Regions from separate parts of the Homo sapiens genome. Here all the other regions are linked to region 4. The links are chromatin loops, found by intact Hi-C in ENCODE. Cell type or tissue: mammary epithelial cell. All regions are shown on one strand. Region 1 has its middle 37 kb from the start of LINC01910. Region 2 has its middle 50 kb from the start of LINC01910. Region 3 holds the start of LINC01910 (long intergenic non-protein coding RNA 1910). Region 4 holds the start of LINC01909 (long intergenic non-protein coding RNA 1909).

Region 1 (8,000 bases), 87 kb after region 4:
CTAGAACACGACTCTGCCCAGGACCCTTAAGCTTGAAATTGAAGAGCTAATTTTCCCCAGACAAATAAAGCAAATACTTGACGTGATAGCATCTCATTTCCTGCAGGTCTGAGAGATGGATCGTGATGCTGGGATCTAAAGGCAACACACTTATCAGAGGAGGCAATGTGTTTGCTCATCCATTGAGTTGGCTAAAAAGGATGCTTAGGATACAAGGGGTGCGTTTACTCAAGATGCTATCTAAGTAATTGTCTATTGGTAATAAAAAAATAGCTAGAAAGAAATTAAAATTAATTCCTCCAGGAATATCTTTGGTCTGAGAGCAATAAATGTGTCAAATTACCATCTGTAGTACAAATGTCAGCGATCTGTTTGTACTGTTATTGGTGGATACTATAATTCCCAGACCCAAGTAGAAATAGGGATTTTGCAGCTGGCTAGGTGCAATGTATTTAAATTTGTTTTGGGGGTTAATCTGGAGAATAGGTGTATTGTTCTTTGTAAAACAATTTAATGGTAATAGGCAAAATGGCAGTGATAAAGTAAGGAACACAAGAGGACACAAATAAAAATAGGGAGACCTCAGTCAGGCATCTTTGCTGGGATGACTCCACATTACAAGTATAGAGTTACACACACACACACACACACACACACACACACACACACACACACACAGAGTTGCCTGATGTGGCAAAGAAAAATCCAGAACGTCCTTCCCTCTCTGAATTGTTCCTCCTATGTGCTCCCTGGGCTCTCATCACTCTGTCTGACCCTGTTCAGTTCTCTTCATCCGTCAATGGACTGTAAGTTCATTCCACCAGTTTATCCCCAGTGTGTTTCACTGCGCCTGGCTTAAGTCAGATATTCAGTTAATATCTGTTGACTGAATGGATGAAAGAGTGAGTGGCACAGAAAACACACTCACGCTTGAGGATCGCACAGCCGTGTGAAGCTGACTGTGGATTGCACTGAAGAACGAGGCTGGGATAGTAGAGATGCCCAAAGGAGGAGACTGTGAAGGCAAGCCTGGATTCTGCCCTGCAGCCCCTAGATACCAGGGCTGGTCCTGGGCACAGGAGAGACAGGTGAGCATTGATGTTTCAGAAAGAATATTCTTCCAGCAGCATGAAGGGCAGCTTATGGATAGGTGAGGCGGGAGGCACGTGGGAGATGAGACAGAAGGGTTTGTGCTTTATAATCTGAGTTGGAAGTGTGGGTGTTTCTTCTCTGTGGTCTGTGGGTTTCAGTATTAGTTATATTCTGCAGTTGAAGATGACAGTGATTTAGAGCAGGGTTGACCCTAAGTCTCCCCTGCCACCTCCCACACCAGAGCCATATTGTCACTGCTATGACCCCGACCATAGGAGGGGCAGAAAGACTTCGCAGGGTCTCAGCTGAAGGAGGTTTTGGGTGGAAGCGGCCAGAAGGCACCTGTGTTAGAGCAGTTAATCATTAAAAACACACACTAATGCTCCCTTAGAATATAAATGGTGTATGTTAGTGTGAACAGCTAGGAGGGCAGAGGGTGAGTTACCTGAAGAAGAGGAGGACACAGAGGAAAGAGCTGTGACCCCAGTGACTGAGAAAAAAGGTGCCGAGACAGCTGCGGCCGGCAGAGCCCGCGGGTTCTAAGATTCCTCTCCACTCAGTTGCTAACTCCTGCCCCACTCCCCACCTCCCACAACAAGAAAACATTCTTCAAGAGTAGCTGGTGCCTGTGATTTCTTTCATAAGAAGCAGAGTCTTTAATTCTGCATTGGAGATTAGAGGTTTACTCTAAAAGGTCAGCTCAGGAGACTCTTGAAAACAGCTCCAATCTAAATGCAACCAGTTCATAAATTCCTGTCCTATGGAGATAAGTTATCGCAGCAAATCCAACCACAGGCAGTACAGCTCCTGAATCATCAGGGAGAATTAAAAGGAGATGATGAAATGGGTAGCTTTTAGATTAATACAACGGTATAAAACCCAGGGAATGAGAGAATCTTGAGACTGTTATTTTCTGTATCTGCCATGACAAACGTTCCTTAATTCTTTAAACACTCATTAAAGAAATGAAAATTACTTTCTCATTCTCTAAAAACAATTAACAAACTTGTAGAGGGGAGAGAGTCTGGGGGAATGGGAATTGAAGATGAAGGGATGGGGGAAACGTCCGCTGGAGAAAAGCGAGAGACACACGTTTTACCAGAAATTGAGCGCTTAGGATTTTTGGCATTGCTGTTATGAAGACAGGAAGTTCTGATGGACATTTATTAGGATTGCCAGATAGAACACAGGACGCTCAGTTAAATTTGAATTTCAATTAAACAACCAATAGTACATGAGACAGTTGCATTCCATATATTTCTTGGGACTAAAAACATCATTCCCTTCCAGGAGAGAGTGATGTTGCACCATAGCAGGGGTTAGCAAACTATGACCTGTGGGCCAAATCCAATCCTCTTCCTGTTTTTGTAAATAAAGTTATATTGCAACACGGCCTGCTCATTCATTTAAATATTGTTCATGGCTATTTTCACAGCATAACAGCAAAATTGAATAGTTGTGAGTCAGACCGCATAGTCTTCAAAGCCTGAAATAATTACTTTCTATTCTAGTGGAAATCAGGAGTTTTCTAGGTATAGAAGTTTAGGAAAAAACTGTTTCTGGTCCTGAGGTTTCAGAAAACATGACAAATAGGAGGATGCAGGAAGTTTGGTGAGTGGGGAGAATTATAAGCAGGAAATTTAAGTGGGGATCAGCTTTTTTTGTGTGTCTGAGACAGATTCTTGTTCTGCCACCCAGGCTGAAGTACAGTGGTGAGATTATGGCTCACTGTAGCCTCGACCTCCCAGGCTCAAGCAGTCCTCCCACCTTAGCCTCCCAAAGTGCTGGGATTACAGACAATGAGGCACTGTGAGTGGTGGGGTCAACTTTGGAAGGGTTTTGTAAACCATTTTAAGGAATACCTTTGCTCTTTCTGTTTAATCTTCCTAGAATAGTTTTCCTCTCAACATGCCTGTTAAAATCTTATCCGTTCTTTGAAGCAAGCTTTAATCTCACCTTGAGCATAAGATTTTTGGTAAGAATATTTTTGCTCATTGTTCTTTTTATTTATCAGTGCAATAGTACTTATAGTGGGTTATCATTAGCTGTTGCCCTTACGTAACAGAAAAGTTCTTTTTTTTTTCTTTTGAGACAGAGTCTCACTCTTTCACCCAGGCTGGAGTGCAGTGGCATGACCTCGGCTCACTGCAACCTCTGCCTCCCATGTTCAAGCAATTCTTCTGCCTTAGCCTCCCGAGTAGCTGGGATTACAGGTGCCCGCCACCACGCCCAGTTAATTTTTGTATTTTTCGTAGAGACGGGGTTTCTCCATGTTGGCCAGGCTGGTCTTGAACTCCTGACCTCAGGCGATCCACCTTAGCCCCCCAAAGTGCTGAGATTACAGGCATGAGCCACCATGCCTAGCCAGAAAAGTTCTTAAATGCAGAAATTATTCGTCTCCATAGGTACTAAAGTGATTAAGGTAGTTATATATAAGTAGATGTTCAATAAATAAATATTGAATAAATATATATAGTGATGGGCCTACAAGAGTGTAAGAATAATTACAACATTGTTTGACTACAACAGTTGAATGCTTCCGCAGGGACAATTTCTCCGGCATGGTCCACATCTTCCAATGTTCAGTGCTATCATTTACACCTGCTTCTTTACACTGCTGACTAATGGGGCAAATCTTTTCTACTTTATTATTGTTTTTGCCTTTCTTTATTATGACTAATAACCCACTGGCCAACCTAAATGTCAGTCGTCATCTTCTTTGCTCATTTCCTTCTCCTTCAAATTGTGCTGTCAAGCATTCTAATTTTGGCTGGCTTAGGTGGGATTAATGCTCCTGACTGTAAGGCTATTTTCCCCGCTTTGCACAAATATTTCTTTAAGCAATGATCATACTTCTTTGGTAGCTTTGTTACAATCCGGTAATACCTGGGCATCTATCTTCTGTATTGAAAAAAGAGCATGGTCAAAGGATTCAGTATCGAGCTCCACATTTAATGACTAAAGAAGACATTTAATTTGAAATACCATTTGTCTCCAAACTGACATTTTATATATGAGAAACCTGAGATCCACACAGAGATCAAATGACAGACAGCTGGTTTTCATGGAAGTCCAGAGAAGCACCTTCCAGCAGGTTGCAAACTTCTCCCTTTAGAAGATAACAGCTAAAATCTTTCTGTCTCCCACTCTTGGCTCTAATTTGTTTATCAGACAACCAGCAGTTTTGTCATTGTTTCTTCATTTGGAGACAGAGCTAGTAAGTCTTGGTCAAGCCCAGTGATTCATTTCCTTATTTTTTTTCACTGCAGTTCCCATTCAGGGTTCTGCCAAGTGCTCTTTTGCATGGGGGAGGAGGGGGGGCCGCAGCCTGTGCCCTCTTGACCTAAAAGAGCTCTGGTTGGGCGGTGAGTCATTAATTCCCTGATGTCTTTTCCAACTGTAGATAAAAATCACAGTTGATTAAATGATGGGGCAAGGTGTGGAATGAAGGTTGGCATGGGTGTAGGAAAAAAAGTACATTTCCTTTTCCAAAGTACAGTATTTATTTTAATTGGCTCACAATAAATAGTAGGGGTAATTGTAACTCACAAAAGAGAAGTGCCCTTTGGAGAACTGGCATCACATAGAAAAGAACAAAAGGACATAGAAAAGTTTTACAGCAATCCTGATATTTGTGACTTAGAGTGATTTTTATAGGATTATAAAATTTGCTGGAATTAGTAGCTCTGTAGAGAAAATAGGAATCACAGAATTTCAGAGCCAGAAGGTATTTTACAAAGTGAGTCAACCTCAACCTCCTTAGATTGCTGATAAGAAAAATGAGGCAATGAAGTGCTCAGAGGTAGGATTTGTCTTGCAAGTCCTTGGGGTACCTCCATTTGCAAAGCTGCAGGTGAATCACAAGTTCTGATGACCTCTGACCTCTAGAATCACCTAAACACAGTGGAGAAACTACAGCTGGCTACAGGGTATCCAAGGTGGGTTAACGGGACAGCCCTCTTTCAGACATGCTGTACTCCCAAAGTCTCATCACATTTAGCAGGACTTCTCCCATATATGTGGGGGTTCAGGCTTCCCAGACCCCTCTGTGTCTCTCCATTAACATTTCAGTTTGGTATTGGGCTTCCTGGGGCTCTAACAATGCTCTGAGAATTCAAAATGTAGTATAGAGAGGATGTGTGAGATGAATATTTCTAAAACATAATGATGTTACTCTTTTGCTTAAACGTCTTTGAAAGTCCTTTCTTGCCAACACCAGTATTTTAAATTGTAGTTTTATTGTTACTGAGCTATGGTAAGGCCAACAGGTTGGGAGATGATTGGTATGGAAAAGACAGTTTGTTACTAACAGTTCCCAAGAGGAGGGGGCAAGTGTCCTGCTGGGCCCCACGAGGAAGCACCAGGGTGTGTCGGGAGGCAGGAGAGAGGTGGGGCAGAGTGTGGGCAGGAAGTTTTATTGTGGCTTCCACAGGAAAGGCAAGGCTAGGCAGGCTTAGGATTGGTAAGCCTGAATAATTTCAGTGGGTTCTGGGCTAGAGAGGCTGTCCCTAGTTGTCCGGTACCTGGCTCTTGGATGATGAGCGCAGATGAACATTGTCTCCGGGGTATGTGTGCCAGGTGGAAGATGTGGTGGGTGTTGGCTCTGGATTGTTAGTTTCCATATGAAGGATGGGCTCCCAGGTGAGTTGTTTGCTATCTCTAAGAATTGTCAAGCCCCCAGAGAGGCAGTCTGTCCCCTGTCAGCAAGGCCCCAGATGCCAGAGCATCAAGAATGCAGAAAATATAGATAATACAAGCTTCATTTGCAGGAGTGTGCACCTCGGAACAGTTTTCCTGGGAGATGCTCTGAAGCCAGAGGATTCTGTCCTCTATTTTGGGAACTGCTGCCTGTGGGTCCCCTCTGGCAGTGTGTTAGCAGATTAAGGTCATTGGGGGAAATCCTGCTTGAAAGAAACCTGTTAGTCTTTATTTAACCCTGTTTTCCAAACTTGTTTAACCATAAAATCCTTTTGAAAAACATGAACTGTCATTTTTAAGATTAACTTGAATATGTGGTTTAGAGGTAGAATCCAGGCTTTGCTTTGTTCAAAATCTGGCCCTCACCTTCTCTCCTGGGGATTCTAGTAAGAACCATTCACGGCAGGCAGGCTGGTTTAATTAGGGTTACTATCACAAGCTTTCTTCCTTCCTGCCTCCAAGCTTCGCTCAACCGGTTTGCCCATGATTCAGGATAGTACCTCGTGCTCCCTCCCCAATCCAAGTCTTTCTAGCATCTCCTCCTCTGTGAAGTCCTTGCCAGCTTCCCCAGCCCACAAAATAGATGTTGCATACCACATGTGAGACTATTCTAAGCACTTTGGAAACCTTAACTAACTTAACAATCACTGTGGTCCTACAAGGCTGGCACAATTTGTAACCCTATTTTACAGAGAAGGAACCTGAGATGTGGAGGTGTTGAATGACACGCAGAGTCATTGATTTGGTTTGGATCTGTGTCCCCACCCTAATCTCATGTTTACTTGTAATCCCCAATGTTGGAGGCTGGGCCTAATGGGAGGTGATTGACTTATGGGTGTGAATTTCCCCTTTGGTGCTGTTCTCCTGAGAGTGAGTGCGTTCCGGTGAGATCTGGTCATTTAAAAGTGTGTGGCACCTCCCCTCCCTCTCTCTCCCTCCTGCCCCACCATGCGAAATGCTTGCTCCCCCTTTGCCTTCCGCCATGATTGTAAGTTTTCTGAGGCTTCCCCAGAGGCAGAAGACACTGCTTCCTAGAGTCTGCAGAACTGTGAGCCAATTAAACCTCTTTTCTTTATAAATCACCCAGTCTCAGCTATTTCTTTATAGCAGTGCAAGAAAGGATTAATATAGTCATAAAGCTGAAAGGTGTTCAGGATGTCATTGGCATTCAGTGAATGCTGTTAGAATAAATGAAAACATGGGAATCATGTAGGTCTCTTCTAAAATGTGTGTGTGTGTGTGTGTGTGTGTGAATACATGCTTTAAATCAAAGAGAAGGTGCATCTTTCACTCTCTCCTCTCTCATTTAACATTCTGCAACTTTATTAAGACTCCACTCATTCATAATTTGTTCAGATGGAATTTACATTTAGAGTTTACTTGGGCTTACCAAGATGATTTTCTGAGTCCTTCCTCTGAGACAGTGTAAGTTCATAGGTAAATGGGAACACAGGGAAAAATTTAAAACCACTTAAATGTACTAGCTTTTATACCAGCACAATATACTACTAATTCATCCTTATACATTAATTACAATAACATTTTAACAACTGTATCAGGGTTCAACCAGAGAAGCAGAACCAGTAGAAGACAGATATTAAGAGGCTTATTGCAGGGAATTGGATATGTAACCATGGGGCTGGATAGGCTAGTCTGAAATTTGCAGGGCAGTCTCCAGAAGGGGCTGGAGTTGCTATGCACTGGCAGAATTTCTTCAGAGAAGCCTCATTTCTGCTTTTAAGATCCTTCAACTGACAGAATCGGGCTGCCCCAGATTATCTCGGATAATCTCCCTTAACAAATAAAGTCAACTGACTACGGAATTGACTGACATCTACAAAATACCTTCCCAGCAACCCCTAGAGTAGGGTTTGACTGAAACACTGGAGCCTGTAGCCTCACCAAATTCACACATCCAAAGGCAGTTACAAGAACCTTTACTAATTACCATGTTTTTAGTCTATTTTATGTTTCTATTTGTATTTTAAAATAAAAAATAATTTATCTAGAAATAAGCTATTGAATACCTAAGATGTTTTAATCATCCGAATGGACTTCCCTTCAGTTGGCAGGGAGGTAATATGACACTAGTTACTGGTATTTCCTTGCTTTTCTGTTATCTTCAGATCTCTATTTATTTCTGTTTCTCTCTCCCTTCATGTTCCAGGTGTAAGTATCTCCGGTTGACATTAACCTTGAGCCTCAGTCAC
Region 2 (8,000 bases), 100 kb after region 4:
GGTCTGCGTGTTAAGTGCTCCAAAGAGGTGGCCACTGCCATCCGCGGGGCCATTATCCTGGCCAAGCTCTCCATTGTCCCCGTGCGCAGAGGCTACTGGGGGAACAAGATCGGCAAGCCCCACACCGTCCCTTGCAAGGTGACAGGCCACTGCGGCTCTGTGCTGGTCGGCTTCATCCCCACGCCCAGGGGCACTGGCACCGTCTCGGCGCCTGTGCCCAAGAAGCTGCTCATGATGGCTGGTATGGATGTCTGCTACACCTCAGCCAGGGGCTGCACTGCCACCCTGGGCAACTGCGCCAAGGCCATCTTTGACCTTACAGCTCTAAGACCTACAGCTACCTGACCCCCCGACCTTTGGAAGGAGCCTGTATTCACCAAGTCTTCCTATCAGGAATTCACTGACCACACCTGGTCAAGGCCGACCCAGAGTCTCCGTGCAGAGGACCCAGGCTCCAGCTGTGGCTACAACACAGGGTTTTATACACAAAAAATAAAGTGAATTAAGCCTGTGGGGGAAAAAAAGAAAAAAGAACAGCTTCTAAAATAAAGATTGATTATAATAGGCTGGGTGAGACTTCTGACAAATCCAGACATGAGGCAATAGGAATTCTCCCTGAGTTGAGAAATACAGTCCTAACTGTTTATTCAGTCAAGGAGGATTACACAGCAACACGCTAGAAGAAGATTTAAGGATGAAAAGTCCACATGATGAAAGAGGAAGTGTCACCTTGGAGGGTCTGGCATTCAACATTGGATTAAACTGAAGCCCAGGAATTCCTACAAAACATCCCCCCACCTAGTACTAAGTAATCTTCACTATCTGCCTGACAATGGAATGTAGGAATTGTGTCACACCCAGAGGGTGCAGGTGGAGTTTTCTCAGGATGCCGCAGTGCAGGGTCAGTGTGGGATTTAATAATATTTTGAGAATAAGAAGAATCAAGTTGGGAGGTTTTAGGAATAGTGAAGTTACCTCCCATAAAGTCCCTTTCCCAAGATTGCAGATATCATCATGTACTTAACAAAACCCTACTAATCAGAGATATGTATTGTACAAATGAAACCTTGGGTGGACAACAAGAAGTGTGAAAAAAGTTGAACTCAGGTCAGGCACGGTGGTTTACGCCTGTTATCCCAGCACTCTGGGAGGCCAAGGCAGGCAGATCATGAGGACAAGAGATCAAGACCATCTTGGCCAACATGGTGAAACCCTGTCTCTACTAAAAATACAAAAATTAGCCAGACTTGGTGGCGGGTGCCTGTAGACCCGGCTACTTGGGAAGTTGAGGCAGGAGAATTGCTTGAACCCGGGAGGTGGAGGTTGCAGTGAGCCGAGATCGTGCCACTGCACTGCAGTCTGGCAACAGAGCAAGACTCCGTCTTAAAAAAAAAAAAAAAAAAAAAAAGTTGAACTCAATAGAAACCAAAGAAAGGCAATGTTAAGTAATTTTCCACTTGCCAATTTGGCAGAGAGTAAAAAGGAACAATAATGACCAGTATTTGTGAGGGTATCAGGAAATGGCAGCTCATATGGTAAAAGTATAAACTGATGTGATCTGTCATTCATTGCCTTTTCAAAAAGTATAATATATAAATATATATAGCAGTGTTTAAAACTGTAACATTATTTTTATTGCCCAGGAAGTTCAAATAAAAATAAACATCTTCATAGTAAGAAAATGGTACAATGGGCCAGGTACAGTGGCTCATACCTGTAATCCCAGCACTTTGGGAGGCCGAGGTAGGCAGATCACCTGAGGTCAGGAGTTTGAGATTAGCATGGCCAACATGGTGAAACCTCGTCTCTACTAAAAATACAAAAATTAGGCGGGCGTGGTGGCGGGTGCCTCTAATCCCAGCTACTCAGAGGCTGAGGCAGAAACCTGAACAAACATCTTTCATTAAAGGATATTCTTAGGTAAGCACTTAAAACTTTTTAGTATATTACAGGGACATAGTTTTTACTATTCCAACTGTAAAACATTAAGACATGACAGTGGTGATTGTAACTATTTTGTAGGAGCGTTGAAATGATTATGCTTTGTTTCATGAGAAAGCAGAGTGAAAAATTCCACATACCTCTAATTACATAACTTAATAAAGTTATTTATTTTGGTTACACCTATCAATATAATTTTCATGCAGTGCAAGTTATGCCATAGGGATTATGGTTGTCAACTGAAGAATGACAAGGCTTATAAATTTGGAAAGGGTTGCAGCCTGCAGGGTGGCCATCTGACAGGGTGGGAAGCCAGAAACAGACATTTTGAGGGAGGGGCAACAGGAACAGGAATATATGCTGAACGAAGTGGCTGAATATATGTGTTTAATAAGCTACAGGAGAAGTCATGAATCTTTGTGAAAGAGGAAACATGTGCATGAGCAATAAAGCTTCCTGCTTCTCCAAGGGATCCATGTTCAGAAAATGGCCATGTTAGCATGATCGGAGAGTGGAGTGTTTGGCCTTCTGACTTCAAAAGGTGAACCAGAGGACACAAAAATTCCAACTGCACATTCCTTGTAGACTCCATGGTCCGTGGTCTCTTATCAGGCAAAAAGGAGGGGTGGGCAGTGTCAGGTTGGTCAATAGCGGTGGAATCATTTGAAAGACTGGTTTCTGTTTTGCTCTTAGGGAAGAAAGCTTAATGGTGGCCAGCAGGGGAAGGGCACATTGAGGTGTGTCTGACCCCATTCCATCATGGTCAAGAACTCAGTTTCCAAGGTTACTCTGGGGTCCCCTGGACCAAGAGGGGGTCCATTCAGTGAGTTGAGGAGCTTAGCATTTCATTTTTATTTCTCATGGGTTTTTCTGTCAGGCCAATAAAAAACAACAAACACGCATGGAAGAAGTACTGTGGCTGCCTTTTTTTTTTTTTTTTTGAAATGGAGTTTTGCTCTTGTTGTCCAGGCTGGAGTGCAATGGCACAATCTCAGCTCACCACAACCTCTACCTCCCGGGTTCAAGCGATTCTCCTGCCTCTGCCTCCCTAGTAGCTGAGATTACAGGCATGCGCCACCACGCCTGGCTAATTTTGTATTTTTAGTAGAGACGGGGTTTCTCCGTGTTGGTCAGGCTGGTCTTGAGCTCCCTACCTCAGGTGATCTGCCCGCCTCGGCCTCCCAAAGTGCTGGGATTACAGGCCACTGCGCCCAGTCCTGTGGCTGCCTTAAAATATCTGATACTAATATTACCTAGGTATTACAGACTGAACTGTGTCTCCCCCAAATTGATATGTTGAAGTCTTAACCCCCAACTGTGACTATAATTGAAGATAGGGCCTATAAGGAGGTAAATAAGGTTAAATGAGGTCAGAAGGGTGGGGCTCTGGATAGATACAGTATCCTTACACCAAGAGACACTGGAGAGCCCTCTCTCTTTCCCCACAGGCATATAAGAGGCCATGTGAGCCCACAGCGAGAAGGCTGCCATCTGCTGGCCAAGAGAATTGGTCTCGGAATGAAACCACCTTGTGGCCACCTTGATCTTGGACTTCCAGCTTACAGAACTGTGAGAAATACATTTTTGTTGTTTAAGTCACCCTGTCTATGATATTTTGTATGGCAGCCTGAGCTATGATATATGGAATGCCTATTTATTATTTTTTAATATCTATTTCAATCTTATCAGGTAGCTACTTCATTAGCCCAACGTTGCACATTGAGGTTTACGGAACTAACTTGTCCAATGTCACACAGCTGATCACTGGAAGAACCAGGAATTAAAGTCTTCTGATTCTAAATTCTAAATTCGTTTCTTTTCTTTTTCTTTCTTTCTTTTTTTTTTTTTTTTTGAGACAGAATCTTGCTCTGTCACCCAGGCTGGAGTGCAGTGGCGTGATCTCAGCTCACTGCAACCTCCACTGCCAGAGTTCAAATGATTCTCCTGCCTTAGCCTCCCGAGTAGCTGAGATTACAGGTGAGTGCCACCATGCACAGCTAATTTTTATATTTTTAGTAAAGACATGGTTTGGCCATGTTGGCCAGGCTGGTCTCAAACTCCTGACCTCAAGTGATCTGCCCACCTCGGCCTCCCGAAGTGCTGGGATAACAAGCGTGAGCCACCTCACCCTGCCTCTAATTTTAAATTCCATACTATCATGATTACTCAGATTAATTTTTTAAATAATGTGTTACTTTCATCATTGAACCTCATAAATAGTTGTATAACTTTTGGTTTTCCCATCACCTAAAATAAAACAGCACATTACTAAAACTGCTGTAGCTTTACTTTAGCTGTTTATTTTTCAAAACATGAGTAATTATATTTCAGTGGATTGTCTTAATTTTATATGGCTGGGTATAGAAAGAAGAGTAACTCCACTTTAGAGATGGCAGTGGCCAGGAATAATCATGATTCCCATCATTTTTGGCTGGAGAATTTTAAAAGAATATTGAAAAAAAGTAGTGCTTTAGAGGGGACTGTGCTAATGATTCTGCTATTGGCAGGTCACCCCAGGAGAAATAAGTCTCAGCCCATCAATTTGCTGATGCTACTTCTCTGGGAGAGGTGAGGATGTTCTCAAAGAAGGCAAGAGTACTCATTATTGTAAAGATAAAACATGATTTAAAAGACTCATGAGAAAAGTTGTTTTCTAGAAGCACAGCAAACATCACGAGGAAGCCATGTTGCTTATCTGCAGTCTTTGCTTTGATATTTCTGTGTTGGATTAGTCTTTGACATTTGGAAATCAGTTCATCATTATTGGAGCAGTGGTGTTCTTAATAAGAAAAAAAAACATCTAAAGCAAACTAAATGGTGGAGAGGAAAGGCTGTATATGTTAAGAGGTGAGTTAGGAAAGCACGGAGGAACTCTGACTTGGAGCCGATTCAAATAGGACTGAGAGAAGTAGTGGATAATACCATAGATGTTTAATAACAGCTTGCAGACAAGGTTCAACAAGGACCTGTCAAAAGTAACTCTTCCAAATACCATGATAGAGTTAAGGCAGAGGACATCTTTGCATTGTTTCATTATGAAATATTTCTTAATTATAAAAAGTTACAGAGAAAATCAGCCAGGCACAGTGGCTCACACCTGTAATCCCAGCACTTTGAGAGGTCAAGGTGGGTGGATCACCTGAGGTCAGGAGTTCGAGACTAGCCTGGCTAACATGGTGAAACCCTGTCTCTACTAAAAATACAAAAGTTAGCCAGACACGGTGTCAGGCACCTGTAATCCCAGCTACTCGGAGGCTGAGGAAAGAGAATCACTTGAAGCCGGGAGATGGAGGCTGCAGTGAACCGAGATCACACCACTGCACTTCAGCCTGGGCAACAGAGCGAGACTCTGTCACAAAAAAAAAAAAAAAAAAAAAAAGAAAAAGAAAATTTCAGAGAAAATCATGGCCAACAGGTGTGTGTGTGCCCCTCAGCCCTATCAAAGCTCAACATGTTGCTATATTAACTGTAGATTTAAAATGCCATATTTGCTCCAGGATTTAAATGAGAACAAATTACAGAGACACTTACCCCCTCTGTAATACCTTCCTCTCCTGTTACTCTCTCTCTCCTTTCTTTCCCAGGGGAGGGTTTAGTGTTTATTATTTCCATGAGATTTTTTTAAAATGGCTTTTCATTACTTAGGTAAATACCTGTAAATTACCGCCAATATTTGTAGAGGGTTGAATGCTTGTCCTCCCAAAGGGTATGTCCACATCCTGACCCTCTGCAACCTGTGAGTGTGCCCTTATTTGGGAAGTGTCTTGGTGGATATAGAAAAGACATGATCCTCCACCATCCGGTGGACCCTAAATCCAACAAGTGTCCTTACAAGACAGAAAAGAGAAGACCATGTGAAGATGGAGGCAGAGACTGGAGTGATACGGCCACAAGCCGAGGACGTCCTGGAGCCACCGGAAGCTGGAAAGGGCCAGGCAGGAACCCCTAGGGCCTTTGAAGGAGTGCTGCCCTGATGGTCCCTTGGATTCCAACTTCCGGCCTCCAAAAGGGTGAGAGGATACATTTCTGTTGTCAGCTACCCAGTTCATGCTTATTTGTGATGGCAGCCCTAGGAAACTCATGCAGTATTGATTTGCATCTTTCAGACTAATGTAATGGTATGTTACTGTATCAGTCTACAACCTACTTTTTCTCACGGTTTGATATTTATCCATAATGCTACATATAATTTTATTTCATTCCTTTCCTTTGTTCTGTAGTGTTCCACTGCATGACTTTATTTCTAATCAGCTGAGTGACCTTGGGCTTATTTCTGTGTGTCTTCATATCCTAATCTATAAAATGGGGAAAATAATCACTAAAAATAGTGGAAGTATTAAAATTCATAAAAACCTATCTATCTTATAGAGTTCTTTTGAAAGTCAAATAATTTAATATTTTTAACGTTCTTACAATAGAACATTCCTGGCCAGGCGCGGTGGCTCACGCCTGTAATCCCAGCACTTTGGGAGGCCGAGGCGGGTGGATCATGAGGTCAGGAGATCGAGACCATCCTGGCTAACAAGGTGAAACCCCGTCTCTACTAAAAATACAAAAAATTAGCCGGGCGCGGTGGCGGGCGCCTGTAGTCCCAGCTACTCGGGAGGCTGAGGCAGGAGAATGGCGTGAACCCGGGAAGCGGAGCTTGCAGTGAGCCGAGATTGCGCCACTGCAGTCCGCAGTCCGGCCTGGGCGACAGAGCGAGACTCCGTCTCAAAAAAAAAAACACAAAAAAACAAAAACAAAACAAAACAACAAAAAAAAATAGAACATTCCTGAAACATAGTAATTGCCCTGTGTTAATTAAAAAATCTATTTATCTATTTGATTGTTGATGGATTTTTAGGATGGTTATGCTTTGCCATCATCATAAACAACAGAGCTATGAGCTGTATGTATCTTCTGGTCTACATATGCAAGAATTTCTCCGTGGTCTAGGCCTAGAGGTAGAATTTCTGAGTGTTTTGGAATTTCTGAGTATACCTTTAACTTTATGAGATCTTACCCAATTGTTCTCCAGAGTGGTTGTAACCATGGTCTTTCCTCTTGAAATAAATGAAGTTTGTCCATGTCTTTGTCAATGCTTATTGTTATTAGAGTTCGGATTTTTTGCTTCTCTGATGGATACAAAGTGGTTTAATTTCAGTATTCCATTTAACTATTATTTTTCATATTACTAGTGAAATTGAGCATCTTGTCAAATGTTTCTTGACTCTGTTTCCTATCTGTGAACTGTGGGTTTGTACCCCCATCTCTCTTTATATTGGATAGTTTATCTCTTTCTTATTTATGTATCACCCTTTGTGGATTCTGGACACTCTCTTTAAGTATTGCATATATATATATATTTTTTGAGATGGAATCTCACTCTGTTATTGCCCAGGTTAGAGTGTAGTGGTGCAATCTCGGCTCACTGCAACCTCCGCCTCCCAGGTTCAAGTGATTCTCCTGCCTCAGCCTCCCAAGTAGCTGGGATTACAGGCACCCACCACCAGGCCTGGCCTTGCATATATATACATATATATATATTTTTTTTTTGTAGAGATGGGGTTTCACCATGTTGGCCAGGCTTGTCTCAAGCTCCTGACCTTGGATTAGCCCCCTACCTCAGCCTCCCAAAGTGCTGGGATTATAGGCGTGAGCCACCGCACCTGGCCAACGCTTGCCTTTCTTTAAGTATTGCAAATCTTTTGTACCAGTTTGTGCTTTTATTTTCACTTTGTTTGTGGTGTCTTTTGTTTCATGAAAGTTTTAAAAATTTTTTATGTTGTCAAATACACCTTTTTTATCATTTGTTGTTTTAAAGAAATCTTGTTTGAAAAATCATTTTCTACCATAGTCATAAAATCTTGCTCTTATAATTCTTTTAAATGTTTTAATGGATTTGATTTTCATGCCTGGCATTTTAGTAGGCTTTGAATTATTTCTTTATATGATGTAAGTGAGGGATACAATATTTTCCATATGGATGACCAATTTTCTCAGATTTATTGAAAAGACTGGTATGTCTCCAGCCTCTCTGAAACACTGATCTACTTAGTACTGCCTAGTACTGCAAC
Region 3 (8,000 bases), 49 kb after region 4:
AGCTTACTGCAACCTCCGCCTCCCAGATTCAAGCGATTCTCCCACCTCAACCTCCCAAGTAGCTGGGATTACAGGCATGTGCCACCACACCTGGCTCATTTTTGTATTTTTAGTAGAGATGGGGTTTCACCATATTGGCCAGGCTGGTCTCGAACTCCTGGCCCCAAGTGATCCACCCACCTCGGCCTCCCAAAATGTTAGGATTACAGGCGTGAGCCACCAGGCCAGACCAGAGTTTTTGTCATATATATTTACCACTATGCTATTTAGTACCTAAAGGTTCATCACGATAATATTTTTTTCATGGCTTTTTTTTTATCATTACCAAGTCACTCTCTGACTTTTTAAATTAAACGCCATATTATCTTTTCATGAATATTGCTATTTCCACTACTTTTATTTGCGTTTTCCTGAATAAATTATGGCTCATCCCTTTACTTTCAACCCCTTAATACAGTTCCTAGTTCAACATTTCCACCACTACTGCCGCACGTAACTTAGCCTTCTGCAGATGTTGTAAAGCTGAATCCATTTCAACCACAGTTCTTTGTAAGCACGGGCAGAGTCGTGCTGTTAATAGGGAAAGCACCTTTTTTGGCCTCTCATCTTAGTCAGTTTTGGCTGCTACAACAAAGTACCCCAGCGTGGTTTATAAACAATAGAAATATATTTCTCCGATTTTGGAGGCTGGAATTCTGAGATTGGGGTGCAGCAATGTCAGGTTCTGATAAGGGTCCTCTTCTGGCTTGCCGGCTAGTTGTGCACTCACAAGAGGAAGGAGGGCATAAGAGCTCTTTAGGGTCCCTTTGGCAAGGTCACTAGTCCCATTGACAAGGGCTTCTCTCTCATGACCTAATCATCTTCCAGGGGCTTCACCTCCTCATACCATCGCAGTGGGGGGTTAGGGCTTCAACATATGAATTTTGGGTGGACACAACCCTTCAGTCCATAAGGCCTCACCTTGTGTACTGATATTGAGCTGTATTACTGAAAATTTGAGAATCTTGTATCCTACAATTTTCTGCTCTTAATGTATTTGTTGGACTTTAAGTAGAATACATTAGGTATAATATTCTTTTCAGTGGAATTATTTCTGATGTTTGATGCTGCCAAAGGAAAAAAATAGATTCTTTCTAACCCCAGTGAATAAGACACTTGATTTTTGAATCTGCTTGTCTGGGAAACAGGATGGGTACAGCAATGCTGCACTCAGGTGCAGCCCCACTCCTCCTACTTGCCTCTGATTTTGTGCTTAGGGCGAAAAGCTTCTGAGAATGCAGTCTCTAGAAATGAACACGGCTTCCGTGCACTGAAAATCTTACTGAAAAGCTCCTTTTGTTTCTGGGATATACCAGATGGAGTGTTCTCTGTACAAACAAACATTCAAAATCCTTGAGAAGAGATATGTAGGTTACAGTTTAACATTCACTATCTCCACTAGGAAGGGGACAAATTCCTGAGGCAAAGGAGTTGCAATAGAAATTCTTGAAATTTAGGTCGGGCATGGTGGTTCACGCCTGTAATCCCAGCACTTTGGGAGACTAAGGCGGGCGGATCACCTGAGTTCAGGAGTTTGAGACCAGCCTGACCAACATGGAGAAACCTCATCTCTACTAAAAATACAAAATTAGCCGGGCGTGGTGGCTCATGCCTGCAATCCCAGCTACTCGGGAGACTGAGGCAGAAGAATAGCTTGAACCAGGAGGCGGAGGTTGCGGTGAGCCGAGATTGCGCCATTGCACTCCAGCCTGGGCGACAAGAGCAAAATTCCGTCTCAAAAAAGAAAGAAAGAAAGAAAAGAAATTCTTGAAATTTAAAGAGTACGGCGAATGTTCCATTCATTTAATCTTGGGTAATGAATTGGAGGTGCCCTTCCTGGTCCCGCCCCAAGGGTCCACCCCTTCTGCTAGGACTGGTTTCCGCCCACTCATCTGTCATCTTGCTCAGTTGTCACCTACACAAAGCCTTCCTTTCTTCTCCGCAGGCAGCGCTGACGGCTTCCTCTTCACTGTCCCCAGCTCTTTTTGTGTGCTACATTTAGAATGAAACAAATTGTTCTGTAATGATTTGTTTACATATCTGTCTCTCCCAGTAGGTGATGAGCTCTTTGGAGTCAGGGACCACATCTTCATCATTTTCAGACACCCATCTCCTTTTGTTGAAGAAATCTTTGAGTCTATTTTCAGATCTTTCTGAACTCCTTTTAGAGATTCCCATTGTCGGTAGCATAAACTCCAAACTTCGCTTCTGTGCCTTGACAGAATATTTACAGCTCTCCGAAGACTCTGGGCTCTCAATCCCCTTTCTTCTTTTACCAATAATGTTCCCTTTGCTTGGAATACATCTGCCCAAACACTAAACATCAACTACCCTTTCTTTGTTCTGGGTTAACTCTTCCTCATTCTCAAGATGGGTGAGAGCACACCCTGGGTGTTGCGACAGTATTCTGTGATTTTCCCAATATATCATTTAGCACTCGCTGTTATGATCACCCACTTACGAGTCTGCCTCGCCCTCGAGGCTGGATGGTGCTGGAGTTGCTGTATGCAGTTTCCCTGCCTCCTAGCAGAGGGCCTGGTACTCAGTCAATGTTAGTAGGATTATGTTTCTTACAAAAGCCGCATAAAATATCTTGAAGCTTCATAGTAATATAGAAAGAGTGTGTAATCTGAAATAGAAATATTGAGTTCTTGTCCAGATTCTGCTATTTACAACTGGGGAGGAAAATAAAATATAAAAGTTTGTCTACGTTTAGAAGAGCAGACATAAGTAAAGAAAACAGTGAAGAAACAGACAGGCTAGCTTAGCAGCAACTGGGGTTGACAAGGTACAACAGGAGAGGCCAGGCGCGGTGGCTCACGCCTGTAATCCCAGCATTTTGAGAGGCCGAGGCGGCGGGTGGATGGTTTGAGTTCAGGAGTTCCAGACCAGCCTGGCCCACATGGTGAAACCCCATCTCTATTAAGAATACAAAATTAGCCAGGAGTGATGGTGCACGCCTGTAATCCCAGATACTCGGGAGGCTGAGGCAGGAAAATCGCTTGAGCCTGGGAGGTGGAGGTTGCAGTGAGCCAAGATCGTGCCACTGCACTCCAGCCTGGGTGACAGAATGAGACTCTGTCTCAAAAAAAAAAAAAACAAAAAAAAAACACAAAAAACAAAAAACAACAGGAGGGAAAGGGGCATCAGCTCCTCGTGTTACCAAATGGCCTGGCAATGCAGGAACAAGTACGGGCCTCTGGCCCAGGCAGATGGGCGACACCAAGATGGCCCCAGGGAAGAAAGGAAAGAAAAGAATTGGAGTTTGATTTTGGATAAAGAGAGGATCTCAAGCCTGAGGTTTATTTATTTGTACCTATGCCTGCTGTTTATTCCCTGGTGAAGCTGCTGGAACAAATCTGCGTCCGCCTCGTGTGGCCTCGCTGCATGGAAGGGAGACAGCAGAGCTCATGCTTTGGCGAGGCTTTCCACATGTTGGAAATGTGACAGCTGCCTGGACTGCTCGTCCTGGTCTTTGGCAACACTGACCACCTGTGTGTGAAGCAGCAGGTCATTCAGTGTCTTTGAGCCTCAGGATTTCTCTGTAAAAATGAGGATATATATTCACAATATGAATCTCAGACAATATTAGCTTTGAAGTTTTTAGATATAAAATTGTTTATGCCATCTGTCCATGGCCACTCATAGAATTAAATGAAGATCTAGGAGGGCAGGCGTGTGTCTGAGGCCCTCTGTGTCCCCATGGAGCTGTCCAACCTTGCTGTCACACACAGTCAGTGTTTTAAAATGGAATTGACTCCTTGACGATGTGCTGCCGTTTCTCTTTCAGTCTCTCTCTCATGGTTTAGATACCTCGAGCCTAGATGGCCAGGGCAGTGCATTGCGTGCAGTGCAGACAGATGAGCATTCAAAAGGTGGCACGGTGGGGGCTCCTGGACATTGCATGGGCTCTGGAGTCAGAATGAATTCTGTCCTTGCTCTGTGTGACCTTCAGCAAGCCTTGTATTACTTCTCCAAACCTCGGATTACTATCTGCAGTATGAAACTAACAAAGCACCAGGCGGAGTGCTGTGGCTCATGCCTGTAATCCCAGCACTTTGGGAGGCCGAGGTGGGCAGATCACGAGGTGAGGAGATCAAGACCATCCTGGCCAACATGGTGAAACCCCGTCTCTATTAAAAATACAAAAATTAGCTGGGCATGGTGGCAGGCACCTGTAATCCCAGCTACTCGGGAGGCTGAGGCAGGAGAATCGCTTGAACCCGGGGGGGCGGAGCTTGCAGTGAGCCGAGATCGTGCCACTGCACTCCAGCCTCCAGCCTGGTAACAGAGCGAGACTCCGTCTCAAAAAAAAAAAAAAAAAAAAAAAAAGAAGAAAAAAAAGAAAAGAACAAAGCGCCTACCTCCTGCATGATGTGGGGAGTCTCTGGGCCGATGCATGTAAAGCACTTCCCTGCAGGCAACACCCCAGCATAATCAGCAGGCAGTGGATGCCGGTAACCCTGGCTCCTCAGTGAGTCCTGATGTGCACATGGGAAGTGGTTATTGTTATCCCTGCTTTGCATGTGAGGAGAATGAGCCTTTTCATTAAGTGGCTGATTTGGGATTTTTTTTTTTTTTCTCAAGACAAGGTCTCACTCTGTCGCCCAGGCTGGAATGCAGTGGTACAATCATGACTCACTGCAACTGTAACCACCCAAGGGGCTCACCTTGCCCGCTGCCTAGACAGAGCTGATTCATCAAGCCAGGGGAATTGCAATAGAGAAAGAGTAATTCATGCAGAGCTGGCTGTGCAGAAGACTGGAGTGTTATTATTACTCAGATCAGTCTCCCTGAGCATTCGGGGAGCAGAGTTTTTAAGGATAACTTGGTGGATGGGGGAAAGCCAGTGAGCCAGGAGTGCTGATTGGTCAGAGATGAAACCACAGGGAGTTGGAGCTGTCTTCTTGCGCTGAGTCAGTTCCTGGGTGGGGCAGAGGGGCACAAGATCAGATGAGCCAGTTTATTGATCTGGGTGGTGCCAGCTGATCCATCAAGTGCAGTGTCTGCAAAATATCTCAAGCACTGATCTTAGGAGCAGTTTAGGGAGGGTCAGAATCTTGTAGCCTCCAGCTGCATGGCTTCGAAACCATAATTTCTAATCTTGTGGCTAATGTTAGTCTTACAATCTTGTCCCCACACAAGAAGGAGGTCTGCTTTAGGAAAGGGCTGCTACCGTCTTTGTTTAAACTATAAACTAAATTTCTCCCAAAGTTAGTTCAGCCTACACCCAGGAATGAACAAGGACAGCTTGGAGGTTAGAAGCAAGGTGGAGTCAGTTAAGTTAGATCTCTTTCAGTGTCTCAGTGTCTCAGTCATAATTTTGCAAAGGCGGTTTCAATACCTCAGCTTCCCAGGCTCAAGTGATCCTCCTGCCTCAACCTCTCGCATAGCTGGGACTAGACATGTGGACAACCACACCCGGCAATGTTTTATTTTTTGCGGACATGGGGTTTCACTATATTGCCCGGGCTGCTCTCGAATTTCTGGGCTCAAAGGATCTTCCTGCCTCAGCCTCCCGAAGTGGTGGGATTATAGGCATGAACCACTGCGCCCAGCTTGATTTGGGTTTTGAACACAGTTCTGTCCGACCCCTTGAGAGGAGCACTTTTCACAGTGCCATACTGAATGAGAAGTAATCCTTAAACTTAAGGGAATTCCTTTCGACTGTGGAGAAGCCATTGCCCTTCTTTTCTTCTTCCTTGCCTTCAAGGAAGTTCTTCTTTTGTACTAGAACCCCAATGTGATCAGGGCCTTTTTTCCTATCCATGGCCAGGCTCTCAGGGACAGTGATCCTATTTCCCCCAAGCATAAGTCCTGGTGAGTCTAAGTCAGCTGTAATGATAATGATCACATTGTCTCTGGGGAACAGGCTCATGGCAGTTCTGGGGGAGTTGAGAGGAGGAGTCTTTGGGTCAAAAAATAAACACAGCTGGTAATGACCCAACAGAATGGTGGAGAGAATCTGAGTCCTTGAAGTTGCTGTGGATTTGTTTAATAAAACCATTCTGCAACCCACTACCCCACCTATTTTTATGTCACATAATAGGACTTTTTGTTAGGTGAGATAATACGATTCACTTAAAGTTATTTTATTATTATTATTATTATTTTTTTTTTTGAGACAAAGTTTCGCTCTTGTTGCCCAGGCTGGAGTGCAATGGTGCGATCTTGGCTCACCGCAACCTCTGCCTCCCTGGTTCAAGGATTCTCCTGCCTCAGCCTCCCGTGTACCTGGGATTACAGGCATACACCACCATGCCCGGCTAATTTTGTATTTTTAGGAGAGACGGGGTTTCTCCATCTTGGTCAGGCTGGTCTTGAACTCCTAACCTCAGGTGATCTGCTCACCTCAGCCTCCCAAAGTGCTGGGATTATAAGGTGTGAGCCACCACACCCGGCCAAAGTTATTTTTAATTAGGATTTATTTTATATTTATTTGTCTGTCAGTATCCACGGGGGATTGGTTTCAGGACCTCCCTCGGATTCCAAAATCCGCAGATGCTCAAGTCCCTGGTATAAAATGGTGCAGTATTTGCACATAACAACCTACGCACATCCTCCTGTATACTTTAAATCATCTTTAGATTATTTACAATGCCTAATACAATATAATTGCTATGTAAATAGTTGTTATACTGTATTGTTACGGAATAATGATTAAGGAAAAAAAGTCTGTACATGTTCAGTACTGTCACAACCATGCATTTTCTTTCGCAAATATTTTTGATCTGTGGTTGTTTGAATCTGTGGATGCAGAACCCAAGAATATGGAGGGCTAACTGTATTTACAGCCAAAAGTATCTCAATGGATTGATCATCACAGGAATCAGTCAGGAGGGCTGATTAATGTCGTCAAATCTTTGAGGGATTTGTGAACACCAGAATCACCATTTCAGATCTGCAATAGGCGATCTGTGAGTGAATTATGACCTTTTGGGCTTGGAGGAATGAGAGGTCATCAAGCCTAGTGTTTACCAAATCTTTTTTTTTTTTTTTTTTTTTTTAATGACCTAGACTCAGAAGTCATAGAGCCTCCATTGAGCCATGCTTTATTGGTAAAGACAGTCATAAAGCTCTATTCAGGCTGAACGCAAAGAACACAGACCCTGCCACTCTATGGGAGGAGAGTTCATGTCACACTGTAGAAGAGTGTCTGCCACAGTGAACAAATTTTTACCAATTTATGGTTGGATGACAACAATCAAATCAAATTATTTCTATTCGGAGGACAATTTAGAGGACAGTCCATTATTCTGAGCTGAAGTTCTGGTGCTAAAATATCTATATTTAGTGAAATGGTGATAATTGTATATCATTTTGTGATTCATTTTGTAAATGTACTTACTGTGCAAACATAAAATGCTGGTGACTTAAGGTCAGTCCCCAGGGTTTTGTGAAATTCAGAATTTGCCAATTTGATTGCATCCACTTTTCTACTGAGTGTTGTGAGGACATTTGCAGCATTCCCCGTAGTGATCATTTATTCTCTGGACACTCCTGGTGACCTCAGTCTCTCCCTCATTGAAAGATTTATCACTCTCATTGCCAACAATCCTTACCAGTGTAAAGTTCTTACTGTCTGCCCTGCTGATCTGAAATCTTTCCTCTATTCATTTAACAGGCTTTCTACTTTCAGCACCCCACCATTAGGTCTTCCTTTTTTAGGTTGAACAATCTTAATTCCTATACATATTCTTTATGTGACCCAGTCAGTATATTGGGTTCCAGGTAAGCTTGTGTATAATGGTGATTATATAGCTTGAATGTTCGTCCCCTCAAAAGCTCGTGTTAAAATGTCATCCCCAGTGTTGGAGGTGGGGCCTGGTGGGAAGTGTTTGGTTAGAGGGGTGGGTCCCTCACAGATGGCTTGGTGTCTTCCCCCTGGTAATAAGTGAGTTCTTACTCTGTTAGTTCACGGGAGAGCTGGTGGTTTAAAAGAGCCTGGCATCTCTCTTTGG
Region 4 (8,000 bases):
ACATTAAAAAAGCATATCACTGTTAATATTTCATTGAAATACAACCAGGTCATTAAAGTGTATATAGGGGTCATTTAGAAATTTTTTCATAGATAAGAAAGAGTTCTTATATCCACTGTATTTAATTGTGTCAGAGTTCTTAAATCTGGGATTAAACACCCACTTTATTTTGTTTGAATACTTTGTAAACAAATTCTTTTTTAAAAAAACCATGGCTAATTCAAAGATGAATTTTAAACTGATCTTGTTTAGAATGTATCACAAATTTTCACTTCAGTGAAACCCAATTTGGAATCTGTGATGATAACGTCATACTTTGCTGATGATGGTGCTAACGAAATACTATGAGATTATCGTGGGATCAAGAATTGTGCAAAAGAACAGACTTCACAAACGTACACCATTACCAGGTAAACAGACTTTTAACTTTTTTAGAAAATGTTTCATATTCATCTACCTCTTCTCTAGGGGTATTCATTTAACAAGATAGAGGAACAGGGAAGTTTGTTGAGGCCAAGCTGTGTTCCCTGTAGTTGCTCGTGGTCCTGAAAGGCCACCTGTGAGGAGGGCGAGGGTGAGAGCAGGCAGACGCTCTCAGAAGATGAAAGACCTGCTGCTAGGCTGCCAGATAACACAGAAAATACTGGCCCTGCGTCAGAACTTCAATAATAACGTAATTTTGTTTGCTATAGCCAATTTTTTTTTTACTCCCACCTTTAAATTTTTACCTTTTTTTTTTTTTTTTAAGCCTCACAGATTTTACTTATGCTTTTCCTAGGCTTTCAGCTTTCTGGATCAAAAATAGTTTAACCTTTATTTCTGTTGAATTTAGCTTTCATGTCTGCTGTTTTGGCCTAGTGGCTTTTCTGCTTTCAAATCTTCAGCTTCATTTACAATTCATTGTTGTTGTTGTTGTTTTAATGGTTGTTTAATTCTTTTAACTTTTTTTGTATTTCAGTTTCTAGTTTTGGGATTACCTAACCTTTTGAATCCTCTTTTTAGCAAAATGTGACTCTTCTCTTCCTTCCCTTTGTGTATGGCTCATTTTGCTGATGGATTTACAGCTGCTTTGACCCTTGCGGCTCTAGTCAGGCTCCCCCTCATGTTGGAATTTTCCAGGACAGTTTTCCTAGACCTTCACCTGTGAGACTTTATGGTTCCATAGGGTCTTTGTGTTCCTTTGTGGAAACGGCAGATTGGATGGAGAAGTGTTGGTTTATGACGTTACATAATTCAGTCCTAGTAGGAAGATCAGTCATAAACCCCAGGAAACAACCAGTGGATTTGAGAGTGAAAAGGACCTTTTGCTTGTTAAGATTTGATTACAGAAGTCAAATCCAGAGACCCCTGGGAGTGTCCCAGGACTGATGCTGGCAAAGAACCAATAATAGTGAATATCTGGGTGGGCATTCATCTCGGAGCACAGCTGAGTTTTGTAGCCAGATTCCTAGAACACTTTAATGCCAGCCTATATTCTTCCCTCCTTAATACCAGGCAGTCTCACCTTGACCAGTTTTGGAGGAGTCGTAGGAGGGAAAGGCTCCCTTCCATAGTAAGAGCCAAGCAGAGCTTGCTAGATCAGGGTTTATGAATAGGGCCAATTGTCTTGCCTAGAGAGAACTGTGGGCTGTCAAATCCTGTCCTTGGTTAACTATGGCTTACAAACAGGGTAAATATTAAATTGAGCCAGGCACAGTGGCTCATGCCTGTAATCCCAACACTTTGGGAGGCTGAGGTGGGCAGATCACAAGGTCAGGAGTTCGAGACAAGCCTGAGCAACATGGTGAAACCCCGTCTGTACTAAAAATACGAAAACTAGCCAGGCATGGTGTTGTGCACCTGTAATCCCAGCTACTCAGAAGGCTGAGGCAAGAGAATCACTTGAACCCGGGAGGCAGAGGTTGCAGTGAGCCGAGATTGCGCCACTGCTCTCCAAACTGGGCGAAAGAGCGAGACTCCATCTCAAAAACAAAAATTAAATTGAAAAGGAAGACTCACTTTGTAATCACAAGCAATGGATTTCCCCACACCAAGAAAGCTCTAGGAAGCACAGATAAGGATATAAGGGTTTTTCCGGATCTCTCACTCGGTTTCATGGGTCTAGTATGGTGGCATCCAGGGACACTAGGATTTAATTACACTAGGTCACAAGGTGAATATATAGGCGTCCCTGGGTATCTGCAGGGGATTGGTTCTAGGACCACCCTCTACCCTCCCCACCCCCAACCACCACCTGTGGATACAAAAATCTAGCGATGTTCAAGCCCCTGAAAGGCCTCTAGCTCTGTGGATTCAAACCAGCAGATACAGAGTCAATAGTAACAAATGCTTTGCCTTCCCCAAAGTAAGGGATAAAGAAGTATGAACACTAGTGGCTGCCTGTAGGCTGCATATTTACTTTGCATAATAGTGGCTTGAGTAATCATGACTTAGCCACCCAAGCAGAGTCAAGAAAAATTATTGCATTTATTCATCTGTCTTTATTCAATCTTTCCCATCCCACCCAACCAGACACTCAATACTCATTCTCCAAAGGTAATTCAAGCCTTATCTCACAATGTCTTCTCTCCTTATCCCAAATCAAATTGATTAACCGCTCCTCCTTGAAATTCTCATAAGCCTTAGAAAGAAGAAAGGAAGGGAGGAGATACAACCTGTTTCACTGTTGAAAATGAGGAAGAATATGTTCAGTGATCCCTATAAGGATGTATGTCCTCATAGGACAATTTAATTTTAAAGGTGACAGAAACGCACATGACACTGTTCAGTTTTTTCTTTTTCACACCCCATGAAAACCTTCAGGTTTTACACAGAATTGTTGCTATGCTTCTTACACAGTTCTCCAAATTTTCTAATAGAGACTCTTAAGCTATCCCATAATTCTGAATTAATAAAGCTGATGCAAAAGGGATGAGCCAGCAATGTAATACCCACTCAGTGCGTCAGGTTTTTTGGTCATTTTGTTAAATAGGATTTTAGAGTTTCCCTGTGGGTATGAGATTATGAAATCTTCCAGTTGAAGCTATCAGTGTAATAATAAGAAATACCTTTCTTACATGTTACTCAAAACTGGCAGATTTGTGAGATAATGATTGTCTCAGCTTTAGGTGTCCACATTTGAAAAATGTGGATGTGGTGCCCTAGGATTCCTGCAGGTGGGGAGCTGGAAAAGGTCTTTTTAAAGTCTTTCCAACTTGAAATTTCTAATAAGATTTCTAAGACAAAACCTAAATAGAGGAAAAGAATAAAAGATTTGAAGGAAAAAAAAACTAGAAGGAAAAAAAAGTTCAAATTTGTAACATAGTTGCAATAGGCTGAGTCCACAATGAGTCCATCGGTTTGGTATGCCCATTTCATTTAAGTTCCTGGGATAAGAGCCTTGGAGTCATGATGTAACCAGGCAGTGCATAGAGCACTTCTCCAGCTCTGTTTAAATACACCATTGACTTGTTGCCTATGACGCCATCAAGAGTGTTCCTACAGACACAGCCAGACAGCTAAGTCAGGCAGAGCCCAAAATAGGCCACCCATTGACTCAGAAGCTGTTTTTCAGCCTTGAGTTCAAATTGTTTCCAGGTTTAGTCAGGGTTGAGGGGCCTTGGTTCTAAAGGGTAAAGCCAAGGTGCTCAGACAGTGTAGCAGGGAAACACAGCAGTCCCAAGGTGAATCCAAGACCCCTTTGACAATCCAGTGAGTTTTGTCCCTCTCAAGCTCACTTTACTATCCAAATGGACTGAATGTTTAACACCTTCCAAAACTCAAAAGATGAAATCCTAATACCCAAAGTGATGGTATTAGGAAATGGGGCCTTTGAGAGGTAATTAGGTCATGAGGGCTTTGCCTTCATGAATGGGATTAGCACCCTTATGAAACAGGCCCCCGAGAGCTCATTGGCCCCTAGAGAAGGTGCCATCTATGAAGCAAGAAGTGGGTTCTCAATGGACACCAGATTTCTGGTGCCTTGATCTTGGACTTCCCAGCCTCCAGAACTATTAGAAAGAAATTTCTGTTGTTTATAAGCTACCTAGTGTATGGCTTTGGGTTACAGCAGCCCAAACAAAGACACAGATCTTTACTTACTCCCACACCCCAAAATAGAAATACATGTAAAATTGTGCCTATAAAATAAACTTCTTCTCAAAGGTGAATGAGTAAGGCTGCTATTACTTATTGGAAAAACAAAATAATATGGTAGATCAGTTTTTGATATCTAATCATTTTGGCTTATGTTTACTATGGCAATAGATGTTGAAAGTGATGACTAACAAATGAAATCATGACACTACACTTTGCCTGGCGATGATGGGTGTGGTGTACACTGCTAGTTGCTGAGGCAACATCATGTCTCTATTTCGTCCTCATTAAGAAAATTGTAATTTTTACAGGAATGGCAGTGTGCCCAGTGAAAAAACTACAGTTACCAGACTCTCTTGCAGCTAAAGATGGTTGTGAGATGTAGTTCAGGCAAGATATACATTTATTGGGGTTTCTGGAAATGTTCCACTTCCTGCTATAGCCACTTATCCTCCCTTCTTCATCTTTCTTCTTCTTCTCCTGGCTTGCTAATGTAACTCTCCGATGCTCAGCAGTTACACATGCAGGACAGAAAAGCTGAAAGGTCAAATGAGCTGGCCCTGGAGCAGCTGCACTGGGCCCTGAAATGAATACCTTCATAGTGTTTGCAAGATAAATAAACCTCTTATTTGTTTAAGCAGCGTCAACGTTTCTGTTACTCTCAGTTAAATCAATCCCAATCAGAGAGTGCAGATTGAGAAACATCAAAATTTTCCAAAATTCTATGGGTTTTATTCATATCAAGTTGTCATCTTTACTTTCAGATGAAGGAGAGCTTTAGAAAGATGTGTTTGTTGTCTGTGTGCTTCATTGCAACAGCCCTGCCACACTAGGAGGAAGACAGGTTTTGGGTCCTGTCTTGGTGATAAAGATAAAACTAAAGGACAATCAAATCTCATCAAACTTCTCTCTGAGGTAAGCTGTTGAATACAATATTTTATTGAATATAATAAAAGCAAAGAGAAATGTCAACAATAATGATACCAGAATGCATCCTGTATTTCCATTAATGAGGAAACTGTTCTGGAATTAATACATGGAATTGATTGTATGGTATATTGCCTATTTGCAGTGTCATCCCATGCCATTATCTAACTATTTACAGAAAAAAAAAAGAAAAAACTTCTATGTAAAAGCAAGGAAAATGAGAGAAAGAATAATTTCAAAGGGGGATCTAATTTCAGATGATGAATGCCAGCTGTCAATGAACCTATACCGACTGTGTTTTTGATAAAACTAATAGTCCAAGCACCTAGAACTGTTACCCCTTTAATTGTTGATCCCTCATTTTTTAAATCATAAATATGAGTGGCTACCTGCCTCCTTCACAAGGTCGTGGTGAGAAGCAAATTGATGCCAGTGCCATTTTTTCCACCTCAATTCCTTGGGTTGCACAATTTTGTGGGAATTTCCTGGGAAAACTTCAAAGCAATTTAAATAGATCTGTCCCAACCATGCAATTACAGGAGCTGATGACGTTTCAGAAACAGTGACAAAGTTCAGAATCCCATTCTTCCATCCTAGATGGGAAACATCAACTTTCCTGATGGTGAGTTTGTCAGAGTCCATTCCCAAGAGTGGGGGTGGGGAGGTGGGGGTGGAGGCTGTTGACAGGCAATGATTTCTGTGGAGTAGAAGAGAGGAAAAGAGAAAAAGAATTTGTTAGTTGTAACAGACACTTCGGTTAATTGGTCTTCATCCACCTTTTCCTTGCCTGCCTCTCAATATAGATGCTGAAAAAGCAAGATACTCATTTTTTCCAGCCACCCTTGCAGAGCCAGAAAGCCCATGAGATTCAATAGATGTAAGACTGAGAGAGATTTTCATTCCTGGATGAAAGGAGACAGGCCTGGGAGAAGAGTTTTCTCTTGCCATCTTTGCAGTCTCTCCACTCCTGACGTGTACAGGGTCAGGTAAAGACTTGCTGTCTAGAAGTGTGGCAATGATTGGGTGGCCATGAATCATGAAACTTAAAGACAAAAACTAAACATGCTGCAGATTTGGAGTGGAAGGAAAGAAAGAGCATGGGACCCATGACCAGTCTGGGAAAATCTACCTCTGAACATCTTATTAAGTACACATTGAATGTCCTTCCTTAGCAAGTAGGTTGTTCCTGCCAGGTCTCGTATCCCTCAGTCTTGAAGAACATACACTGACACAGATGAGTGGGATGCACAAAATCATAGGGATTCAAGAAAGGTAACCCCAAAGAAACTCAAAGACAATACAACTCTTAACAGTTATATTATGAATAACCAGTCTCAAACTTAGCATGTTAGTTCTTGGAAATATTTACCTGGCAGAGTAAGAACCCGCTGGGACAATTACAGGGTTCTTCAGCCACTGAATCGATTTTAAATCAGTTTCTGTCTGGGAGAAATTTGGAATATCTCCTTCATTGAGAAGGGGCACAATAAGCACAGCTATAAAAATCAAGGAAACCATGAAAATAGTTTCTTATATTAATACAGCAAACATATTCCTGAAGGGATTGATAATTTCATTTTGTTTTTAATAATAATTAATCTTTGCAATATCCTGGTGGAGAGATGGAGAGATAAAGGATGATTACTACCACTTTAGAGGGGGAAAGATAGAAAGGACATGACATTAAATGATTACCTGTAAGCCATAGTTAAAATGTAGCCCCATGTAGACAGCCAGTAAGACAGCAGAGGTAAGATTCCAGATAGCTTAAGTTGCAGTCTGGCCTCTGTCCCTCAGGCACTCTCTCTAATGACTCAGCAGGTCCCAATGAGTCACTCAGTGCCTTGCACCTCCCAGAAACTAGGCTAGGATATAAAGAGAACACAGATTTAAAAAGAAAACCAAACTAACTCATTCAAACCATTGTAATTAAGGCAATCTAGTCATTTTTTGACTCTTAAACCTTTAGAATAAAAAGGCAGCAAAGGAGAAAAAACGAAATAAGGAAATCACCAATATAAAGAAATATACAAGAATACTTAAATGTCAGCAATATTGTCAAACAACTTCTACAAAGTAAGCAAAAATGGAGTAACTAGAAGTAGCAGAGGAGAGAAATATCATAAATATGTTAAGCATTGAGAGTTAGCTAGGGTTGTCAGCAAATAAAACTTTTTGTTTGTTAATATGGCATGCTATAACTCTTTCAAAATAACGTAAGTGGCTTGAAATAAAGTCTACATAAGCCACATGGCCTTTAGAATATAAATAACACTGCCTGAGTGTAAACCCTTGCCTTGCCACTTACTAGCAGTGCCATTTAGCTTCTCACTGCCTTAACTTTACTGATTAAGTTTATTGCGGTAGTAGTAACAGCTCCAGCCTCAGAGGGCTCTCACTTAAGAGTTAATTTATCTAAAATTTCTGAAACGGCACCTGGCCCAGAGTGAATACTATGCAAGTGTTTATTATTACAAGAATTGAATAATGTAATTAACAGGTATTTTAAAACATATTCATATATATATTTAATATAAACATTTGGAAGACGTAAAGAACTGATCATATCTTAGGACTTTAAGAATATCTCAGGCCGGGTGCGGTGGCTCATGCCTGTAATCCTAGCATTTTGGGAGGCTGAGGTGGGCGGATCACCTGAAGTCGGGAGTTTGAGACCAGCCTGTTCAACATGGAGAAACTCCATCTCTACTAAAAATACAAAAAAATTAGCCGGGCGTGGTGGCAGGTGCGTGTAATCCCAGCTACTCAGGAGGCTGAGGCAGGAGAATCACTTGAACCTGGGAGGCAGAGGTTGCAGTGAGCCGAGATCGCACCATTGCACTCCAGCCCGGGCAACGAGAGAAACTCTGTCTCAAAGAAAAAGAATATCTCAGCAGATTCTAAAAATTACAAAATATGAAACCCACATTCTCTGGCTACACTACAATAAGTAACCAATAATTATTTTTTTAACGGTAACATTTAAACACCCCCTCTTT

Evidence for each region. Peaks named below come from ENCODE experiments on the same cell type or tissue, not always from the same donor. Only the 100,000 strongest peaks of a DNase experiment are listed, where the experiment ranks them.
Region 1: it touches region 4 in a loop (5-fold over the local background); 10 of 110 quality-filtered maps call a loop at or near these places.
Region 2: a loop joins it to region 4, with 8 times the contacts of the local background. A loop is called at or near these places in 9 of 110 quality-filtered maps.
Region 3: a loop joins it to region 4, with 8 times the contacts of the local background. A loop is called at or near these places in 6 of 110 quality-filtered maps.

The regions. Positions count from the first base shown.
Region 1 is chr18:70,417,880-70,425,879 of GRCh38, forward strand. No RefSeq gene overlaps it. Among named protein-coding and RNA genes, the nearest start is that of LINC01910, 37 kb to the left of the region's middle. In mammary epithelial cell, no CTCF peak of the experiment used is centred here; DNase peaks (open chromatin) are centred at 3,792, 4,392, 4,862 and 6,282; H3K27ac peaks cover 2,749 bases.
Region 2 is chr18:70,430,651-70,438,650 of GRCh38, forward strand. It overlaps the pseudogene RPS2P6. Among named protein-coding and RNA genes, the nearest start is that of LINC01910, 50 kb to the left of the region's middle. In mammary epithelial cell, a CTCF peak has its summit at 3,440 (motif pointing left); DNase peaks (open chromatin) are centred at 661 and 3,431; H3K27ac peaks cover 245 bases.
Region 3 is chr18:70,379,762-70,387,761 of GRCh38, forward strand. LINC01910 (long intergenic non-protein coding RNA 1910) reads right to left here and starts at 4,830. Exons shown (of 3, transcript NR_110764.1): 1 at 4,710-4,830; 2 at 3,356-3,581; 3 at 379-2,668. RefSeq lists an enhancer at 4,230-5,429. In mammary epithelial cell, no CTCF peak of the experiment used is centred here; a DNase peak (open chromatin) is centred at 4,700; H3K27ac peaks cover 2,904 bases.
Region 4 is chr18:70,330,518-70,338,517 of GRCh38, forward strand. LINC01909 (long intergenic non-protein coding RNA 1909) reads left to right here and starts at 4,922. Exons shown (of 4, transcript NR_126336.1): 1 at 4,922-4,989; 2 at 5,541-5,623; 3 at 5,805-5,987. It overlaps LIVAR (liver cell viability associated lncRNA), which reads right to left and starts at 7,663. Exons shown (of 2, transcript NR_146458.1): 1 at 6,697-7,663; 2 at 4,991-5,698. RefSeq lists enhancers at 6,328-7,527, 6,616-6,910. In mammary epithelial cell, CTCF peaks have their summits at 2,378 and 3,121; DNase peaks (open chromatin) are centred at 3,434, 4,304, 6,024 and 6,824; H3K27ac peaks cover 5,676 bases.